Linked DNA regions of Mus musculus: all the other regions are linked to region 1. Evidence: chromatin loops called from intact Hi-C (ENCODE). Cell type or tissue: heart. All regions are shown on one strand. Region 1 holds the start of Fam124a (family with sequence similarity 124, member A). Region 2 has its middle 12 kb from the start of Gm4131. Region 3 has its middle 9.6 kb from the start of Defb48.

Region 1 (5,000 bases):
TACATTAACTTGTCTTTAAGAGAACAACGTAACCAACCTCACTTGCCTTAGATTTCTCGTTTAATCAGCTTTTACACCGTAAGCTAATGCATAGCTTTAATTTTAGGTTATGTATTCTTTTATGCCCCTGACTCAGAGCTAGCTAGCATTCTCTCTCCCTCTCCCCCTCCCCCTCCCACTACCCCCCCCACCTCCCCCACCCCCGGCTCTAGAATCAGGCTGAGACTCTGAGACACAGTCTCATGGACTCAATACCTACTGGATTTTCCACCTTTCTGTGAGGACACAGCTAACTCCCTCAAGCCACCTTAATGAATCCTCTTTCAAATACATATATTCATTCCATCTGCTCTGTTCCATAAGAGAAACCCAACTAATATGATCTGAAACCAACCTTATGTGGCAAACATCTCACACAAATGTTGGAAGCAACCCATGGATATCGTCTGATAACGTGCTTGCTTTTGTGCTGTTTGCTTTTCTGGGTCAATAAGATGACTTCTTTCCTGGTAAAATGCTGTTAAAGATGTCTGACATCCTTCATCCCTTTCCCAATGCCAAGCTCTAGGTGCTGCTCAGTAAGCACAGAGCAAAAACCTTTGTTAGGGACAGGCACAAATCATAAGTGTCAGGCACAGACACACAAGAGACAGGCTGGCCGGCCACCACAAACTACAAACACACAGAAGACATGAGGCACACGTGGAAAATTCAACTGTGGGCTTTCTTTCCCTCGGCCAAATTAAACCAACATTCCTTAAAGTGAGATCAATGTGTTTGGCGCCTCTGAGGTTCTGTTTAATGTTAGCAGATGCATTTTGATTCTTTATTGGGGGGGGGGGGAATAGAGGAAAGACTTAACAGGTGATTCGCTCACAGGTTGAGAATTTTCAGTTCGTGGCTGCTCACCTCCAAGGCTTTTGGCCTCATGCCACACAGGGTGTGTTAGGGCAGAGGTTCTACCCAGCGGGGACAGGATAAGTCCCCAGTGACCTACTTCCTCCAGCTACACATGCCACACACATGCACACACTGTCTAATAGTCCAATTAACTATGAATTCATCCAGGGATTGATCCATTGATGAGGGTAGCACCTTTCTGATCCAATCAACTTCCCAAAAAGCCTACCAGCTGCCCACCAAGCTTCAGATGACGTTTTTAGATTCAAAACCACAACACGGTAAATCGGCTTAAATCTTCCTTAAAGAACTATTCCTTTGTTTAAGCTAATGAGCACCAAACTGAATATAACACATCCATTTTTGCTTGTTTGGGGGAAAGAATTTAAGGTTTAGGGAAGGCTATTCAGATTTGGCATAGGCACACTTACCGATATTTTTTTTTCCTGATCGATACTGCATTTCTACTCTGCTTTTGTCTACTGCCCTTCTCTTTTGTGTAATGTGTTTAAAATTAGAGTCCGAAAGCAATGACAAATATGTAAAGTGGGAAGAGCAGGAGAGAGAGAGGGAGAGAGAGAGAGAGAGGGAGGGAGGGAGGGAGGGAGGGAGGGAGGGAGGGAAGGAAGGAAGGAAGGAAGGAAGGAAGGAAGGAAGGAAGGAAGGAAGGAAGGAAGGAAGAGGATTGTTCTTCACAGCTTGTCACACAGAAGTGACACCGCTGTGCCAGTTGAGAGGGCATGCAGGTAGCTAGCCTTCACCTGGGACACTGACAGCTCCCGTAACCAGTACTTGGCATGTAGCAGAACTCACACGCAAACTGTTTTACAGACATGATCTCTTGTAACTCAAAATGGAGGTTCAGGGACGATCACAGACGTGATCTCTTGTAACTCACAACAGACAGAGAAGATAGCAGTAGCCCAATATGCGAAAAAATTAAGGCTCCAGGAGGTTAAATAACTTGTCTGAAAAGAAAAGATGACAGGGTCATAGCTGGTTGGCAGAACATGCTCAAGGTTGCGTCTTCAGCACTACCCTACAAAAGCGAATACGACATACACTTAAGTGCCTTCCACTGCTTCTAATGACAACACCACCAGAATTAAGTCTAAGTTGTTCTTACCCCACCACCGCCGCCGCTCCCAAGTTGCCTCACTGGCTAGAGTGGAAAAATGACTTCCTGCTACTTCAATTATTAACCCATCCTAAGGGATGGCTGGGTTTAACAACGTCAATGTCCATCACCCTCTTGCTGCCAGACCCCTTTGAATGGAAGCACACCCAGGACTCTTCGTGTTATTTTAAGATAGATAACAAAAGAATACATTCTCTAGCAAGTTGGGTCAGTGAGCAAGGCGATAATGAATTCAACGTCTGCAGTTCTGAGAAACACCCACGTGTTTTAACTGGTCCTCAAATGGCGATATCACACTCTGCCCTGGTTGCGCTGGTGGGTGTTTCCCAGTACTGCTCGCAGAATGGGGCTGAAAAAAATCTCTGGGCAAGCCCGGGGACTCCAGACTCTTTACTGTGGACCCAGGGGAGGGCAGCTTTGCTACTAGACTCCATACATGGGGCCCGCACCAGTCACTATAGAACGCACAGCGCTGGCATGCACCAGGCGGGTTGCAAGATAAATACTGCACGCCCACTGCACTCCACGCCCACTGCACTCCTCGCTCATGGAGAGAGTCCATCCCCCGGCACCTCCCGCACTCACGCTCGCGCTCGTGCACACGCGCGCATCCCGTGCACCCGCTCGGATCCTCGCCTGGTGGCACCCGGCGCGCCCGCGCAGCGCCGAGCGGAGGGCGGGGAGGGCGCGGCCGCGAGAGGGCGCGGCGAGCGGCTTCCTCGCGGGGCCGGGTTGTTGCGGAGGCCGGAGACGAGGCTCTCGGAGGGTCCCCGGGGCCGAGGGAGCGCGGACGGCACGCGCGCCATGAACCCGAAGGCGGGCGGTGAGGAAGAGGACTGCGTGGACTCTGGCGCCGAGACCGGAGGGTGAGCTGAGCCCAGCCGGGCGGGGCGGGAGCTCAGTACTTGCGCTCGGGAGCCCGAGCTGGGGAGGCAGTCCTGGGGTTGGGGTGCAGTATCTGCGAGCCAGCGGCATGGTCTGTGGTTGCCTGGGTCAGGGTGGGAAGGGGCGAGAAGAACCCCACCCCGGGCTGCTAGGTGATGGGACCCGAGGTTCAGCGTCGTTCCTCGCAGCCCTGTGGCCCCACGGTGCCAGGTTCAGCCACTATCCCCCTTCACCTAGAGATGCGCCTGCACTTGTTCCAGCCAGGCAACTCTGATAGCTTTGGAGCCCCAGGCTGCTGAGGAGGAAAGCAGGTGGAGAGGGTGGGACACCAGCACAGGAAAAAGACTCCGAAGCCGGCTAGGAGGACTTCATATCTCACTTATACTGTGCTGCTGAGCGGCCTCTCCACCCCGCCAGCCTGGAGTACCCACAGGATGCTGTGATGGGGTCTTGTGTGCTTCAATGGACTCAGTAATTAGCTCCAACCTTTGGAGGCTAATTAGTCCTCTCCCAACAGCAGTTTTCCTGAGTAGGACAAAAGACGGAATGCATTTTCAGAAACCAATGTCCCGTGATGGTCTCCACCCAGCCCATATCTAGAGGATTTTCCTGTGCACAGTCAGCACCACAGCCAGGATACAAGTGCTACCCCAGTAGGAACGTGTGTCTTTTCCTATCTAGAGAAGTCCTGCTAGAGGTCAGGGGCTACCCAGGCTACAGAAGACCTCGGAATTCCTGGAAGGTGGAGAGGTTTCAAACTAATATTAGGATTTGGCAATCTACTGAGAACAGGGAGGGAGGCCAGTTCCAGAATGGACCTATGTTCTGACCTAACCCACGAAAGCGTCCCTCAAGCTCGTCCTGCCTCCCAACCCCACCCCTCCTTGCAGCCTTCTCCACCAGCCCAACCCTAAATCTGGACTGTCATTCTTCCCTACACAGCAGGCTTTCTCTTGTTACCCAACCATGGTAACCGTGACAGAGGAGTAACTTGATTTGATGTCCCCACCCCTGCCCACCATTGCTTTTGCTTCAATTCTGTTGGTGTACAGTTGTCAACTTAGTTTATTTCCTGATATTTTGGTGCTGGAGTTCCAACCTAAGTACAATAGACAAGGATTCTTTCACTAACTCACACTGCCATTATGTATCAACTTTAGTTGACCATCTTTGGCTCTTCTCCCCTCCCCCATGGTTAGTTGAACCATGAATAGAAGAAACAAAGCAAATATTGCCTGCTGTGTTATAGTTGGCATGAAGCAGTCACTGTCCCACTAATTTTCAACTTGAAGGGCTTACCTAAAGCAGATGTTTGCCCAAGGGTCTTGCCTTGGAGAAGAGGAAGTAGCGCTGTCTTTGAGGGGTGTCTTCACCCTAAAAGCCAGACTAGTATGACTACCAGGACACTTGGGATGAGCTAGTTAATATGGGGACACCCGTGCTTCTAGTTCCTACTTGTCATTAAAGAGTGTTGCTGTAACAGGACATTGTTCAAAGAACTCTTATTATGCCACTAGAAAACGTAAATTAATATGTAAGATGATATTATTTTACACAGAAGTTTCAACTTGTGACCATTAACCTTGTGTTTGCTGTTGACCTCTGTGTAGTTTGAATTTTGGTTTCGCTATCAAGAGTGCTGTTAATAGTTGGCTCGTTCTTTCTTTCTGCTGTTTTCCCTCTCTCTTTTCTCCAAGCTGAATATAGAGCACATAAAGCTCACTCACTGAATGTTTGCTACTTGTTGTTGTTGTTGTTGTTGTTGTTGTTGTTGTTGCTGTTGTTGTGTTGTTGGAAACCAGGTCTCATGCATTCCAGGTTGAACTTGAAATCACTAAGTAGCTGATGACAGCCTTAAGCCCTGATCTTCCTGCCTCCCTTCCCAAATACTGGGTTTACAGGCATGCAGCCCATGCCAGGATTTCCTCAGTATGTCCCTCTCCCTTCCCAGTGTTTACAGCTCTTTTGTCTATCAATGGCAGGAATGGGATGTAGCCTTGGGTTGTTAGTTCCTCTCCGCTGGCCACTTCTCCTCAGGTGTTTCTTTGCTCTCTGACCTTGCCATCCTGGCAGGCTT
Region 2 (5,000 bases), 62 kb before region 1:
TGATCCTGCTTCCACTTCCTAAGTGTTAGGATTACAAATGTGAGCCATCATGCCAAGCTAGAAAACAAAAAAAGTATCATCTTTAATTCATACACACTGAGGTAGGTAGATTGGCAAAGCAAGCAGGTAGCATAGCATCTCCCTAGATTCGTTGAAAACTTTCGCTCTTGTGCTTCCTAATCGCTTCTTCATAAATCACCAGCAGATGCAAGGTCCTGGCACCTCGTGGGTCTTTATTCTGATCACTTAACCTCATGTGACGCCAACCCCACAGGAAAGCTTATTTACGGAGGAAAGAGAGAAAGACAGCAAGCCTTAGAAAGGGGTCTGTTCTGCATATGGCCGTGTCTCCTTGGCTAACCAGTTCTCTCTGGCCTTTTCTGGACACCCTGACACAAAGAAAGTACTCCAAACTTGTGGGCCGAGTGAACAGTTGGCCATGTGAATGTTCAGCTGGCCCACAGGCTGTGTCCCCCACCATCCAGTCTATCCCAGAACTCCCTTGACCACACGGCCCTGCTGCCTTGCATGGTTTGAGTCTGGTTTTGGAATGAGAACGTGCCCGAGCATTGGAAACAGGATGTGAGGAGAGGTGGTTGTCATTGGTGGTGTTATGACAACTACGGCAGACATTCTCAGAGCTCTTCTGACTTCTTGGCACTCACCAGGGTTGGTGAGACATTTCCTCATGTCTCCTGAGAATTGAAACAGTCCCCCACAGAGCTTCAAGAACCAGTTAGGGCTTCAGTTTGATCTAGGTTTTGGGAGGTTTGTGTTTGTTTGTTTTTTTGTTTTGTTCTGTTTTTTTGTTTGTTCGTTTGCTTTTTTAACTTTCTAACACTTCTCATTTCTATGATTCCTAACTCCTACGGTGTGACTCTGTGCCCTCAAAATAAACCACCTGGCTTTCATCTGGGGTTGTCCTTTATCTTTCCAGGGGTTCAATATGACTTTTCCATTTAGTAGGTCTCCAAAGAAACATGCAGTGAAAACCCACGTAAACACTGCTCACTTTCCTCCTGAGTTTTGCCTGGGAAAGGGACCTGGGGAGACTGTTCCAATGCTCAGAGTGTCTGCCACAAGCCTGCCCACCAGTGACCATCTCTCCATGGGTACTAGTGCCCATCTCATTAATGACAAGTAAGGAACGGGTGTGCCCAGAAGCAACAAGTCTCTCAAGATCACAAGACTGGCAAACATGCCAGGCACCTGTGTAACCCCGACATGTAATTATGTCGCCTCCCTCTTAAGTCCCCAGCTCCCGGGGTGCCTCTTACAGAAAGACTTGCTCTTTATTTGCTCTCGAGGGGCCTAGGGAAACCATCAAACCGCTGCTTCATTTAAGTACAAACGCCTGGCTGAGGTATGTTTCCTGCAGCATGGATCGCACCTGCTAAGCATATATATTTCAATACTTAAACCCTTCTACTGCCTTTAAGCAGAGAATGGCTGGCCAGTTCAATACAATAACTCAGAGAGCTGAGGGGGAGAAGCCTCACAGCTCATTTACAGTGCTGGGGGAATTAAGGAGTTATGGGAAGAGAATATTGAAAAATGTCAAGGCTCAGCAGGATTCCCACTGCTCATGCATAACTGCTCTGGTCACCTCCGCTAGCTGCCAGCATCCAGTCATACCCTGTGTCTGTACAGGTCTATACAGTTCTCAGGCTTATCCGCTATCAACCAACAAATATTCACTGTGGGATAGTCTCTGCTCGTCGCGGTCCTGGACTCGCTTGGGAGTTTCCTGGTTCCATCTGTCTGTCCTCTTCGTATGTAGTTAAAGCAGTAAAACCACAAGAACTGAGCTTTTGCCTAGTGGCCGCTGATATCCTTTAATACTGCATGTGTGTTTCCTGTCTGTCACCAGAGGGCAGCTCTCCCACGCTCACCTTTGCTCTGGAACTGAGTAGACAGCAGGAACAATGCAGCCACTGTCCTCAAGGGGATGCTGTGCGCGGCTTACGGCAAGGAAACTTGCTTGAATTAATGGATTCTAGTTTCATGTCCGTGCCCAAATACCTCTGCATGGATGCGTGGACCTACAAGATTGCCGTTCTCATCTAAATGTTGTGAATCGTTTAATAAACACCTGCCGTAGAACAGAGACTGTGCCACTTCTATAGTCTCCCTTTAATGAGGAATTGTGGGCCTTGAGCGTCTTACATGAAATGGCCTGAAGGATATTTGTCTTAACACTTAATAAGATAAGCATTTCCCTCTGATCCTGCTGACACCACCTAATTGGCTTAAAAAGTGTCGTTACTATTAATAATAACATTAAAAATGATTACATCCAGATAAAATTCTAGTTTTCATGTTGTGTGTGTTGGGGAGTATATGTTGTGTACACAGGTATTTGCATTTGGGTGCATACATGAGGCACAGAAGGACAAACAATTCTTTCTTCTATTGCTCTCCACCTTGTTCTCTTGAGACAAGAGTTCTTACTGAACTTAAAGCTTGCTATTTTGACTTTGCTGGCTGACCAGCCAGTTCCCAGTTCCTGACATCTTGCCTGCTGTGGCTTTGAATTTGGGTCCCCAGGGTTGCATGCAAGTTCCCCCAGATGCTAAGCTTTTCCCTAGCTTCCCAAACTATTTCGATGAGCTGGGATGATAAAAGGATTCAAAAGAGTATATTATAATTTTTTTCCTTGGTGTTGAAGTATTCTAGAATTGAGATACAAATTTAAAAATCATTATTTCTCCATCCATATGTTAACATTTCTGCACCAAGAGTTCTGTGGTGCTGTTTTGGGAGAACAATGCTCGAAAATAGAAGGTGCTGTGCACAGAGCGAGCCTGCCAACAGGTCCAAAGCAGGGACTTCTGCCCAGGAATGGAGGAAGTCATTTCTAGCTCTATTTGACTGACAAAGGCCTGTGCCAGGCCCGATTAGTTTGATAAATGGAAACTTCAGTACTGAACAGATGTCTGATCAACGTTTAACGCTGCTTGGGATTGGAAGTGGGACAGGCCTGCAAAGAAGTTATGATGTCATGTCTGGAAGGTGTGATGTCAGGAAGTAACTAGCACTGGTGTGAGTCACTTATTAACCCATTCATGCCTGGCAGTAGCAAGAAGCTATGGGAAGGAAGCTGACTCACAGAAAGGCTGTGTGTCTTGTTTGGAGCCTCCCATCTGGATTGGGGCTGATTGTAACTGGTGTGTGTGGGGAGCTGGGGAGCCTGTTTGTTGATTGACTTTCATACGCTCCTGCTTCCTTATGTGTACGAATCATAAGTATCACAATGTCACATGTAAAACGCCTGCACGGTGCCAGGCATTCACTAATTCCTTGTATTCTTCTTGTCCGGCCTGATTATTTTACCCAGGAGGGAACAAAGAGCCAAAATGGTAGGGAACTGTCTAAGATCTCAGCGCTAGTTCAAGTGAGGATGGGGTACCAGCAGAACCCAGTCGAATTTGGAAGTGAGTGACGCTTCCAACCTAAGTATTTTCCTCAGCAGCTAGCTGTGTAACCTTGAACGAATCAGGACATTTCCTTCTCAACAGTCTCCTCACAGGCCTTAGATGTGGAGCGATTTTGAGGTCTGCAATCAGTGGTATCATTATCACTAATAGAGTACCACTACCTAGTCCTTATTCCTGGGGAGCTTTAACAGTGTTCAGAGATGAGAGTAGGAGGAATCTTTATATGCCAAATATGGATGGTTCATACAGCCCAGACTTAAGGCTCATGATGTGACCTCAGGAATTCTGGGAGGGCCTTCTTGAGCCCTCTCTCTGCTAGAATCTTCCATGAGAATGCAAAGCTTCAGAAATGATCTGTCCATTATACTCCAACCCTATTGACACCACCAAAACCCCAGCAGAGAACCCCAGGGCCTGGTACCCACCATGAGCTTATTAAAACCCTCATTTTCATGAATCTGGTCACTTCCCTCAGAGCCTAATTGTAACCATGCTGCCAGAAATGGAGAGACATTTTATATTTTAAAGAGACAAGTACTAGTTACATTTCTCTTGCTGTGATAGAACATCATGTCCAAGACAACATATTAAGGAAAGTGTTTTATTGAGCCTATGGTTCCAGAAGGCTGTGGTGGTGGAATGAAGGCACAGGAACAGTTGAGAGCTGAGACCCCAGAAAGCAGAGGCAGACAGGGAAGTGGGAGTGGCTTTTGAAACCTAAAAGCCTGCACCCAATGACACACATCCTGCAACAAGGCCACACCTTCTAATCCTTCCCCAATAGCTCCACCAACTGGAAGCCAAAGTTATTCAGACATACGAGCCTTTGGGGGCTGTTCTCAGACACTGTCTCTCATCTGGCTACCAGACGTTGGATCAATGGGCCCCAAAGAAGAGGGAATTTCCCCAGAAATCTCATGGGGGAGAAGGATGAAGTGCCAGCCAAAGGGAGAACTTTTCCCCCTAAAAGGGATTTCACACATTACTAATAACCTGTCAGACTACCTGTAAGAATAAGATTAAAATCCATTTAATGATGGGTCATTGGTAGGAGTGACAACCCATTAGCCAGGATTTCTTAGATTGTTTACCCTTGGTCTGATAAGCCATCTTGCTTCTATATTAGGCTTAAAAGCCATCTTATAGTAAAGACAAACCAAGCTCATTCCCATTTATTAATCTCCATGAATAAATCTCCATTTCTCAAGGATTGGACTGTGCGCTACCTTTGACCTTAGCTACAAATGGTTCTGTTCCAGGTAATGGTAACCATGCCTTTGCTCCAAAAGATTGTTATGACCACCTTGTTATGACCACCTTGTTATGCCCTGACCACCTTGTCATGACCACCCTGTTATGACTGCCTTGTTATGACCACCTTGTTATGACCACCTCACTATGACCACCTTGCCACCATGTCTTTGCTTCAGGAGGTTGTTATGACCCACTTGTTATGCCTATGTTCTGCATCTGTATCCCCACCTATTTGTCTGCCAAATTCTTCATTTGGAAGCCCCCTACTCCTGAACCATAAAACCCCTCATCTTACTTATGGCCAAGACT
Region 3 (5,000 bases), 420 kb after region 1:
TGCAAGCTACTATGAACGCATGGGGGTGGGGCAGGATGGTTCTTGCAACAGTGACATTTCAGCTAAGTCGCAAGAGAGAGGCAAGAATGAGCAGGTGGAAAGTCGAAATGGGAATGAGTGTGCCAAGGGAGGGGTCAACCCAGGGAGTAGCACTTAGTGAACAAATGGGAAGGTGGGGCTGTTTAAGTCAAGAAGTGCCTCTGCCAGCAATACTGTCAATGTGTATGAAGCTAAGAGACAGACTGAAACAACAAAACAGATGAGCATGTCTACGATCCCTCTCCCGCCTCTGTCAAAGAAGCCTCTGGGGAGAGTCGGCTCCATGAGCATCACAGTGGCCAAGGTCATTAGGCCAGTGTGGCAGCATCAGAGCTGAAGGAAGGGGACAGATGGAAGGCAGGTTTCAGAAGGGTCCGGAAGGCATCACTGATGGAGTGGGCGAGGCCGGAGGGGAGCTGTCAAGGATGAATGAGTTGTGCACAGGTGGGTGGTGCCAGGTGCCACCGGGGACCTAGTTAGAGAGGGATCCGGCCACAGAGGGCTGATAAAAGGCCAAGGTTGGCCATGCTGAGTTTGAGATATTTGAGATCTGGACTTGAAGTTCAAAGAGGAAATCTGGTCTAGGTAGAGGATCCAGGACACATGATAGAGTGAGAGATGGGGTAAAAGAGAGAAGAGAACAGGATAGGGCTGGGGAAATTCAGTATCTACAGGCTCTGTGAGGAGAAGCTATCACCCAGGGCAGGGCTTCTTAAACTTGCCCACTCGGTGGGAGCCCCTTCGCATAAGAAATCTACATGTGACCCAAGGTATAAAGGTATAAAGCGTAGGTGTTCGAGGAAAGCATTTGTTGATACTAAGCTTCAACTTCTCTCCACAACCCCTTCAGTCCTGGCTTGCTCACCATTTCTATACTACTCAGGATCACCTTCTTAGGGATGACACTGCCCCTGGTGGGCTGGGCCCTCCCATACCCATCATTATTCAATAAGACACCGACAGAATTGCCCACAGGAGATGTGGTAGCATCATTCTTTCAGTTGAGATTCCTCTTCCACGATGGGTCTAGCTTGTGTCAAGTTGACCAAAACCAACCAGGACATTTTTTAAAAAGAAATCTATTTTTAAACAATTCATATATATATATATGTATATATGTTCAATATATTTCCACTATACATATACCATTTACTAAACATATATTTATACATATATATATATAAACATATATGTGTGTGTATATATGTGTGTGTTTAGATAGATAGATAGATAGATAGATAGATAGATAATATATTACCATTTACCAAAAACAAAAGCAAATTTACATACTAGCGAGATGGGCATCCTTGTTCATTTTTAAGTGAAGAATTAAATCTTGGCTAAATGTTTGATACTGTAGGACACACTATCTTTTGCAAACTACATGCTGTCTCGGGAGCTCTCTCAGAGCTTCTGTTGCCACAGAGGTTACATGTGTGTGCTATGGACGCTCACATGATCCAGAGTCTCCTCCACTCCAGGGAAGTCACCCCGGACTCACTCACTCACTCGTGTTGACTTCTGCCTTCCACAAGCACAAGCAGGAAGATGCACACGAGTTTCTGAATGTCAGGCACGCACCCTGCCTGCCTGGGGACCAGCGTCTGAGGGTAGCACCCTGGGCCATGAGCTGATATTTGGAGGTTCCTAAAGATCTCAGATCAAGTATCTCCTCTGCCAGGGCACCTGGGGTACCTTTGACCCCTTCCTGGACGTCCCCCTGGATATCAAGGTGGTGCAGAGTGTGGACGAAGCCTTAGAGGGTTTACTGAAGGTGAAAGATTCTTTGGCGAGCAGGGGAGACCACACTACGCAGACCTACCACTGTGGCAGTTGTGCAGGCTCCCAAGACCCTGACTGCACAAACTGTGTTGAAGGTTTCCTGCTGGTGTTGAATTGACTTTCAGATTTCACAGGTGACAAAGTAGACAGGGAAGTGAGCTACCCTAAGTCCCTTGAGTGTATACATGTCTCAGCCTAATAAAGGATCACTTGTGTGTGCCCTCAATGTTGTGGCGATCCATGTCAGTGCTACTTGTCCCAAAGAACATTACCTCTGTTATGTCAAAGCTGGCAATGGCCAGTGGTATAAGATGGGTAATATAAGATGTGACTTCTGTCCTGAGGCAGCCTGCCCGGGTGCTTTTTATGCATACAGAAGACTGATCTCTAAAAAAGACAGTCTCCATGACCCGTAGGCAAAGCAAACAGGGCTCTTACCAAGTTTGGGAAGTCTGGCAGAGAGCACTCAGCAGGATCCTGCATGGGAACTGAAGATGCTCAAGAGAATACAGCAGCCAAAAGAAATCCCCTAACAGGGGAACTCAGTTGCTCAAAGCCTGCGCTGGACCTCAGGATAATTGAACCCACTCTACCAGCCGATACAGTTGCGATTCACCAGTTCAGACACAATTCCTGGTTCAGAGTGAACCAGGGGAAGAACTGTCCTGACAAGAACAATTACCCCCGTCCCAATTCTGCCAGGCTCCTGTCTGCTCTGGACGGGGAAACAAAGAGTTAAGCAAGGAGAGCAAGCAAGGGCAGAGGCTTCTAGCTGATTACTAACGTTCAGTCTACTAGCTGACCCCGGGTACTGTGGACACACAGGGAAATCTGAGGATGCCCCGAGAAGAAATGGATTTGCCCACCAGGAAGAACAAAATGTCTCACCCTTCAGGAGGTCTCCATTCATCTGCTGTGTCCTTGTCTGCCACCTCCACCACGCCTGCTCCCACCCCCTCCAGGGCCCCCAGCTGAAACCCCGAGAACAGACAATTCGGATGTGGAAGAAACTGCCTAGGGTCCTAATAAAAGTTGAACCCCAGAAAGTTCCTGGATTCTTGGGAGAAGCCTGCAGCGCCCTCTGCTGGAACTCACTGGCTTTGAGCAAGGTAGACAATAACTCACTGCCCACAGCAAAAGCACTTTTATAGTTATTTCCTGTAAAAAATTTTCTCTTGGGTTTTCTGTAGAGCATGCATTGTAGGGACTTTTTGGTTCACTGTGCTTGAGATGCGATTCTTTTGACCAAATAAATCCTGTTACTTGACACTTTATCAGTCTTTCATTTTGTCTCTAAAGCAAATTGACATTGAATATTAATCAAAGTTGTAGTAACACTGGCCTTGTAGATTCTATTTAAGTAGGTATGTTTCTGAGACTTGAATTTCAGTGAGTGAAAGCTTACCTGTTATTAATAATTTATAAGACGAGTAAGAGAATCTAAGAGTTTTACTTTAGAGAATGCCAGTCTTGGAAAAGCAGGACACAGGTATGATGCTGTGAAGCAGACGTGGGAAAAATGTGGGTGTAAAAGAGGGAAGAAGGGAGTGTGGAGATGCCATGGAGGGGCCATTCAGGGCTTGAGAGCATGGGCTGCTCTTCCGAAGGACACAAGTTTAATTTTTCAGCACGTACACTGTACTTCCCAACCTTCTGTAGCTCCAGTTCCAGGGGAGCATTCCAACTCCCTCTTCTGGCCTCTGCAAGCACTGGCTACACATGATGCACAGACGTAAAAGCAAGCAATGCCCAAACACAAATAAGCAAGCAAACAAACAAACATAAATAAATGCAGGGACTAGAGAGACTGCTCAGCGGTTAAGCTCACTGGTTGTCTTATAGCAGTCCCAGGATCAGTTCCTAGCATAGATTCATGCCTAGTATTCTAGCGCTAGCTGACTACCCACAGCTAGATGAAGTGACATATGTAGTCCTTTACAAATACCCTTCTGCTGGGCTGGAGACGCAGCTCATCGGTTAAAAGCACTGGCTGCTCCAGAGGTCCTGAGTTCAATTCCCAGCACCAATGCGGGAGAGCCCAGTCCATTGTGGATGGCGCCATCCCTAGGCTGTGGTCCTGGGTTCTATAAGAAAGCAGGCTGAACAAACCATGGTGAGCAAGCCAGTAAGCAGCGCCCTTCCATGGCCTCTGCATCAGCTCCTGCCTCCAGGTTCCTGCCCTGGTTGAGTTCTGTCTTGACTTCCCTTCAATGATGAACAATGCTTTGGAAATGTAAGCCAAATAAACCCTTCCCTCCACAACTAGCCTTTTGGTTTTGCTGTTTGGTCACAGCAATAGAAACTCTAAGAGAGCTAAGAACTTCCCTTTTGAATTGATTAATGAAGCTGTCCCAGGCAGCGGTGGTGCAGACTTTCAATCCAGCACTTGAGAGGCAAAGGCAAGTGGATCTCTGTGAGTTTGAGGCCATCCTGGTCCACAGACTGAGTTTCAGACAGCCCAAGATACACAGAGAAACTTATCTCACTCCCCCCACTCCAAAGGAAGCTGTAAGATTTTCAGCCTCTTCTCTTAGCTTTCAGAGGTTCTCCCTCCGTCCTGTCACCCCCTACTTTCTTTCTTTGTTTTCATATGTTTCTGATTAATTCTCATGAACTTAAAGTATTGTTCCAAGCTATTTTCTTCTAACCTTACTCCAGTTCTCTCCTCTCTCCTGTCTCCCAGGATTATTCTCTCCACTCTTACATGATCTGCAAATTCTTGGTGTCCTGTCTTTTAATTTAATTTATTGGCTCTGTCTGTGAGAATTTGTCTGTTTTATAATTTTTTTCCTTCATTGTTGCCAGTTGTGAATCTGTTGAGTTTCTATTACAGTTTTTAATGTGGATTGGTTTTTTTGAGACTGGGTTTTTCCATGTGGCCCTGGCTGTCCTGAAACTCACTCTGTAGTTCAAGGTGGCCCCAAACTCAGAAATCCACCTTCTTCTGCCACCCAAGTGCTGGGATTAAAGACGTGTGCCACCACTGCCTGACCTGGAAACAGCAGGTTTTAAATGATTTTTATTTTTATTTTATAGGTATTTTGTGTTTAGCTTCATGGACATATGTTTACCAAGTACGTGTCCAGTGCTGTAGAGTCAGAGGAGGGTGTTGGGTCCCCTGGAAATGGAGTTAGAGATGGCTGTAAGAGAACATGGCTGTGCTGGGAACCAAACTCAGG

Evidence for each region. A loop is a pair of places that touch in the nucleus more often than their neighbours do. Peaks named below come from ENCODE experiments on the same cell type or tissue, not always from the same donor. Only the 100,000 strongest peaks of a DNase experiment are listed, where the experiment ranks them.
Region 2: a loop joins it to region 1, with 2.0 times the contacts of the local background. A loop is called at or near these places in 9 of 42 quality-filtered maps.
Region 3: a loop joins it to region 1, with 2.5 times the contacts of the local background. A loop is called at or near these places in 3 of 42 quality-filtered maps.

The regions. Positions count from the first base shown.
Region 1 is chr14:62,553,011-62,558,010 of GRCm38, forward strand. It overlaps Fam124a (family with sequence similarity 124, member A), which reads left to right and starts at 2,727. Exons shown (of 4, transcript NM_001243857.1): 1 at 2,727-2,904. The coding sequence starts at 2,843. In heart, CTCF peaks have their summits at 2,727 (motif pointing right) and 2,940; DNase peaks (open chromatin) are centred at 2,611 and 3,631; H3K4me3 peaks cover 1,882 bases; H3K27ac peaks cover 964 bases; H3K27me3 peaks cover 2,066 bases.
Region 2 is chr14:62,490,761-62,495,760 of GRCm38, forward strand. No RefSeq gene overlaps it. Among named protein-coding and RNA genes, the nearest start is that of Gm4131, 12 kb to the left of the region's middle. In heart, a CTCF peak has its summit at 1,906 (motif pointing right); a DNase peak (open chromatin) is centred at 1,911.
Region 3 is chr14:62,972,379-62,977,378 of GRCm38, forward strand. It overlaps the pseudogene Gm21021. Among named protein-coding and RNA genes, the nearest start is that of Defb48, 9.6 kb to the right of the region's middle. In heart, a CTCF peak has its summit at 2,908 (motif pointing left); no DNase peak of the experiment used is centred here; H3K4me3 peaks cover 245 bases.